Linked DNA regions of Homo sapiens: region 1 is linked to region 2. Evidence: read pairs that join two places in POLR2A ChIA-PET (ENCODE). Cell type or tissue: MCF 10A. All regions are shown on one strand. Each heading gives the region's core, and the rest is flanking DNA. Links, peaks and the distances in the headings are about the cores only. Region 1 has its middle 49 kb from the start of ERVFRD-1. Region 2 overlaps NEDD9 (neural precursor cell expressed, developmentally down-regulated 9).

Region 1 (3,036 bases), core at 311-2,810, 65 kb after region 2:
CAGATTCCCACAGTCAGTCTGCGTTCTTTGCACAAGTCCTCAGGGCAGAAGGTCATATTCCCATCCCCACTCCCCCACCACCTTCTTTTCTATGGTAAGGAGACATTTCGTAGTGTAATAGTACATAAGAGCTTCTCAAAAGCCCATTGTTAAGCCTGAGTAGCATATAAACAAATGCACTTAAGAGGAATGTTTAAATTGTGAATTATAGGTACAAAAGGCACCATAAACAATTTAAACTAGGGAAGAATTGCCCTGCTGTGTGTCTCTGTTCTATCCAAGTATTCATGCACAAGGGCTGAGTCACAGATCAACAATGAAGAATGGGCATTCAGTTCCATGGCAGAAACCATGAATGCTAAGGGCACAGACAGACATTCGTTTTATGTCCCCTGGTTTCAGTAGTTGATGAAAAATTACCCTTTCTGTCTGAGGCTTTCTTTGTCTGAGCTCAAATTTCATTTTGAAAATTCCGAACAAGCTCTCTTCAATTAAAATGAATCATTTTCCCACATAATAAGAAATGTAAAAGGTTTCTGAACAAAGTTGGTTGAGCTTGGGGAACTGATTGGTCAAAAAAGAATGAAGGCTGTCAAATGACTTTAATAAGATTTTGGATGAGTGGGATGAGGTTTTTAAAGGAAAGACGTTCCTTGAAGGCGCATACCTTTTTTGTATTAGCAGTTTTGGGAAATTGGAATTTGGATAATCCTAGGCTCAAGCAGGGATAATAGAAACAAAACATGGCCATCTGCTTTTCTTAATGTTTTCATGGAAAGACAACTTTTAAATTTACAAGACTAACTACAATCTTCTCTCCTGCAGATCCAACTTCATATTTTAATGTGAATTATCTCAGATTGATTCTTTCAATAGAACAACATAATACAGTGTCATATTTGGAATTTGGAAATAACATTTTCAGGTCTCTCAAGAAGGTATCTGTCTTCATATTCATATTTTAAATTAAGACAGAACCCTCCAAAAAGCAACTGGAAATTTAGAAATTTGAAACTAAACCAAATTAATTCATTTTCACTCAAAAGTAAGAAAAAACAAAATTAACCAAAACAAAGTAGAAATACTAGTAGAGATAAAAACAAAAGTAAGGGATTTAAAAACAAACAAAAAGTAGAATTGATGAGTAAAACCAAGATTTTTGCTTTTAAAAGTCTAGCAAAAAAAAAGATAAAAAAGATTTACCTTTTCTGATATTTCATATAAATGATCACAATATGTGGACTTTTGTGACACTTATGTTTTTGGGACTCACCCATATTGTAGCATATGTAAGTAATTCAGTTCTTTTATTGCTGAGTAATATCCTATTGCATGGATATGGTACAGTTTGTTTATTCATCAGTTGATAGACATTGGATTGTATCCACTTTTTGGCTATTGTGAGTAATGCTGTTATGAACATTCATGTACAAATTTTTGTATGGACATGTTTTCATTTCTCTTGGGTAGATTCCTAGGAGTGGAATTGCTAGGTTATATGGTAACTTTATGTTTAAGATTTTGAGGAACTGCCAAACTCGTTTCCAAAGGGACTGCACCTTTTACATTCACACTGGCAATGTATGAAGTTCCAGTTTTCTCCATATCCTCACTAACACTTGTTACTGGCTGTCTTTTTTTATGACAGCCATTCCAGCGGGTGTGCAGTAGTATTTCCTTGGGGTTTTTAGCTGTAGTTCTCTAATGACCAGTGATGCTGAGCATCTTTTCATGTGCTCATTATTCATTCATTATCTCCTTTGGAAAAATATCTATTCAAATCGTTTGCCCATTTTTTAATTGGCTTATGTGTCTTTTATTATTGTAAGAATTCTTTAGATAGTCTGGATATGAGTCCCTTTTCAGATACATGATTTGAGAATATTCTCTGTGTGTTGTTTTTCACTTTCTTGATGGCATTCTTTGAAGCACAAAATTTTTTTAATGTTGATGAAGTCCAACTTATCAATCTTTTCTTTTATCCCTTGTGCTTTTGTTGCCATAACTAAGAAACCATTGCCTAATTCAAGATCATAAAGAGTTACTACTGTGTTTTCTTCTGAGTTTAATGATTTTAGCTTTTATATGTAGATACATGATTCACTTTATTGTGTATGGTAGGATTTCAGGGTACAAATTGATTTTTTTGCATGTGGATATTCAGTTATTCAGTTCTTCCAGCATTTGTTGAAGACTATTCTTTTCCCATGAAATGGTCTCGGCTGCTTTGTCAAAAATCAATTGACCATAAGCATATGAATTTATTTTTGGATTCTCAATTATATTTCATTGGTCAATATGTCTATCCTTATGACAGTAAAAAACAGTCTTGATTTCTATAGCTTTGTAATAAGTTTTGAAATCAGGAAATATGAGTAACCAGTTTTGTTCTTTTTAAAGATTATTTGGACCATTCTGGTTTCCTTCCATGCCCATATGAATTTTGATAGAAATTGTGTTGAATCTGTAGATGAACTGGAATATTGCCATCCCAACAATATTAAGTCTTTCAATCTGTTAATATGGAGTGCCTTTCCATTTATTTAAATCTTCTTTAATGTTTTTCAATACTGTTTTGTAGTTTTCAGTGTACAAGTTTTGAGTTTTGTACTTCCTTTTATTCCTTAGGAATAAAATAAATTTATTCCTAAGTATTTTATTCATTTTGACACTCATGTAAAGAGAATGGTTTTCTTAATTTCATTTTCAGACTATTTATTACTACTGTATAGAAATACAATTGATTTTTTTATATTGATCTGTTGAACTTGTGTGTTAGTTCTCATTGTTTTTTGGTAGAGTCTTTGATCTTTTTAATATACAAGATCATGTCATTTGTGAATATAAATAATTTTACTTCTTACTTACCAATGTGAATCTTCTTTTTTTTTTTTTTTTTTTTTTTTTTGCCTAGCTGTCCTAGCCAGAATGTTCTATGGTACAATGTGGAAATGGAAAGAGTGACACCCTTGTCCTGTTCTGAACTTACTGATTTTTAGATATTTGATATATTTCTATCAATCGCAGTCATTATTC
Region 2 (2,726 bases), core at 227-2,726:
CTATATTTCTAACTTAAAATGCCAGAGAGTAACTGACGGTTTCCTAGGTGATAGATGGTTGCAAAGAGTACGGGCATGAAAAGGGGACACACACACACAAAAAAAAACCCTGTTTATACTTTGCCAACAACACCCCCCTCCATCTTATTTACTTTGAACATTCCAGCCATCTCTCTGCAGTAATTCCTGCTGGCTAATGAGGATTCCACACAGCTAGGGAACATGACAGCCTGCAAAGGATTATTTTCCTGAACAATCTGCATTTTAAGATAAGTCACCTTGTTGGTAACCTTTTGTACCCTTCATTGGAAAGGGTGACTCTCTTTGAAGACAGTTTGACCAAACAATGAGATCTAGGTGAATTTGAGGAAGATAGAACGGGCACTCCAGAAATATGGATAGTGGTGGAGCTGACAGCAGTTTTTCATGGTTGACGTAGGGAGTGGAGGCAGCTGTCATGGAGATATTAAAGTTGCCAGTGGAATGTTTTCCAATACATATTCCTGGGCCCCACAATGGACTATTAAATCCCAGTTATTCTTTAAAAAAAAAAAAAAAAAAAGGCCGGGCGCGGTGGCTCACACCTGTAATCCCAGCACTTTGGGAGGCCGAGGCAGGCGGATCACGAGGTCAGGAGATCCAGACCATCATGGCTAACACGGTGAAACCCCGTCTCTACTAAAAATACAAAAAATTAGCTGGGCATGGTGGTGGTCACCTGTAATCCCAGCTACTTGGGAGGCTAAGGCAGGAGAATGGCTTGAACCCGGGAGGCGGAGCTTGCAGTGAGCCGAGATTGCACCACTGCACTCCAGCCTGGGCGACAGAGTGAGACTGTCTCAAAAACAAAACAAACAAACAAATAAACAAACAAACAAAACAGCTAGTCTCTTTCTCCCTAATCCCCTCACTAACCACTACTAGTGCTTCTGGTGCTTACACGGTGTCTAAGTAGGTAGTTCATGATCCTTATTCAAAGGCTGGATCCAGTGATTTGTAAGTGTCATGTTTCTTTGCAAATCTCAGTCTTGCGAATTAGAATTCCCCCTGATATGTCTAACATATCAAGGTAATAGTTATATGATGTTACTAAAAATGTCCCTCACATGAAATGTTATGTTTATGCCCACAGGAAACAAAGATTTAGCAACAAATATGTAAAAGTGAAACCATTTCAAGCAACAAAAATATTTGATAGCCCTTTTGAAATTAATTTGAATTCCTTTTTTTACTGTGTGTATGTGTGGTTGGGGGGCAGGGGGGCGGTGGATGGATTAATTATCTGTGAAACCCAGTAGAAAGTTGCAGTAACCAAAACACGTGTAAAGTTCAGATTTGAACCAGATCTCCTGTCTACTTCTTAAGGCATTGTGCATTTAGATAGTATATGTCATTCATGTTTTTCCTAGGTTTTATTGGTCAGGCAGAAACACTGTGCTATCTCTTGGTAACTATGAGTTAGCCTTAATCTCAGTGATTCATGACAGTCCACTTGTTTTCCTTAATTTAATGCCTCACTCCCACAGGAGATGAGGCTAACTGAGGACTCATCTAGAGGACTCTTTAAGAATGAGCTGGGCTTTTCTGCCCCCCAACACCCTCCGCCTCCCAAAATAACCATAACAGGCAAAGCCAGCACACAGAAAATGGCAGTAAGTGGACTTCTAGACACTCCAGCTACTTCTGAGTCTTCAGTGTCAGGACACATCAGTCATCTGTCGATGAGATTTTTTTTTTCTTTTCCTTTTGTTCTTTCGTTCTTGTTACTAGTCACTGTGGCATGACTGAGAGTTTGGCAGGAAATGGGTTCGTGGACCTGTGGTACAGTCGCACTACCACAGCAGCATTGGCCTAGCAAAATGTTGAGCCCTCTTTCCCTTGCATGCTCCCCTGGGGCAGAAGTCCAGTGCTATCTCCGCTTCCCTGACCCTCTCCACTCAGAGCCCAGCATGACAAGCACACCTTTAAATGGGTTCAAGGAAGGGAATAGCAGAAATGAACGCAGCCCGACAGCCTCCTTTCTCTTGATAACCCCTGTCACTGTGGAGCTGGACTTCTAGGCTATCTCACAGAGGCCCAGAGGCACTGGAATCGATCTCATTTCCTTACAGACATCACCTTGTCAATTAGAGAACACATAACGTTGATTGAATTTAAGATTCTTATCAGTGCCTAGCTCTTTTTCTCCCAAATCCGAAATTCAGCCATGGCAGATCCATAATCAAGAAATATACTTACATTCCCATCCTTTGTTGTTGGTTTCAAAAATATTTCTTTTTTGTGAGTATGTATCCATGTTTTACAAACCAAAAAAATGGGACATATGGTCTGACAAAGGGAAGGATATTTGAACCTGGGGACTGCCTGGGAGAGTCCGGAAGCACATGGTCACTCTAGAGACTGTCATCAAGGGCTGCTCCTGAGATTAATCCACTGTCGAAGGCATTATCCCATCTCCCTTACAGCAGCCTTTTGCAGGAAACTGTCTAAGATGTTGTGCTTTTTTTTTCATTGACTTGTAAATAACAAGGTGCTCTCTTTCCTTTTCTTTGCAGAAATAGGCATCTTTAGAAATAAAGCCATGCCCATTTTGAAATAAGAACTTGTTTGGAACACCTGAGAGTGTTAAGCAGTGCGGGGGATTTGCATCCAATTGTTCTTGCTTTAAACCTGGCATGGGCGCTCTCGCCTCATAGCCCGCAGCACCTGAATCAAGCCTCCTGCCT

The links. Peaks named below come from ENCODE experiments on the same cell type or tissue, not always from the same donor. Only the 100,000 strongest peaks of a DNase experiment are listed, where the experiment ranks them.
Region 1: POLR2A ChIA-PET joins it to region 2 with 5 read pairs; 4 of 35 experiments call an interaction of 5 or more read pairs at or near these places.

What each region holds. Positions count from the first base shown.
Region 1 is chr6:11,158,770-11,161,805 of GRCh38, reverse strand. No RefSeq gene overlaps it. Among named protein-coding and RNA genes, the nearest start is that of ERVFRD-1, 49 kb to the right of the region's middle. In MCF 10A, for the core only: no CTCF peak of the experiment used is centred there; a DNase peak (open chromatin) is centred at 1,485.
Region 2 is chr6:11,223,637-11,226,362 of GRCh38, reverse strand. The region is part of intron 1 of NEDD9 (neural precursor cell expressed, developmentally down-regulated 9); the gene reads left to right. All of the region lies in intron 1 of LOC124901256 (a long non-coding RNA gene), which reads left to right. Among named protein-coding and RNA genes, the nearest start is that of NEDD9, 7.7 kb to the left of the region's middle. In MCF 10A, for the core only: no CTCF peak of the experiment used is centred there; no DNase peak of the experiment used is centred there.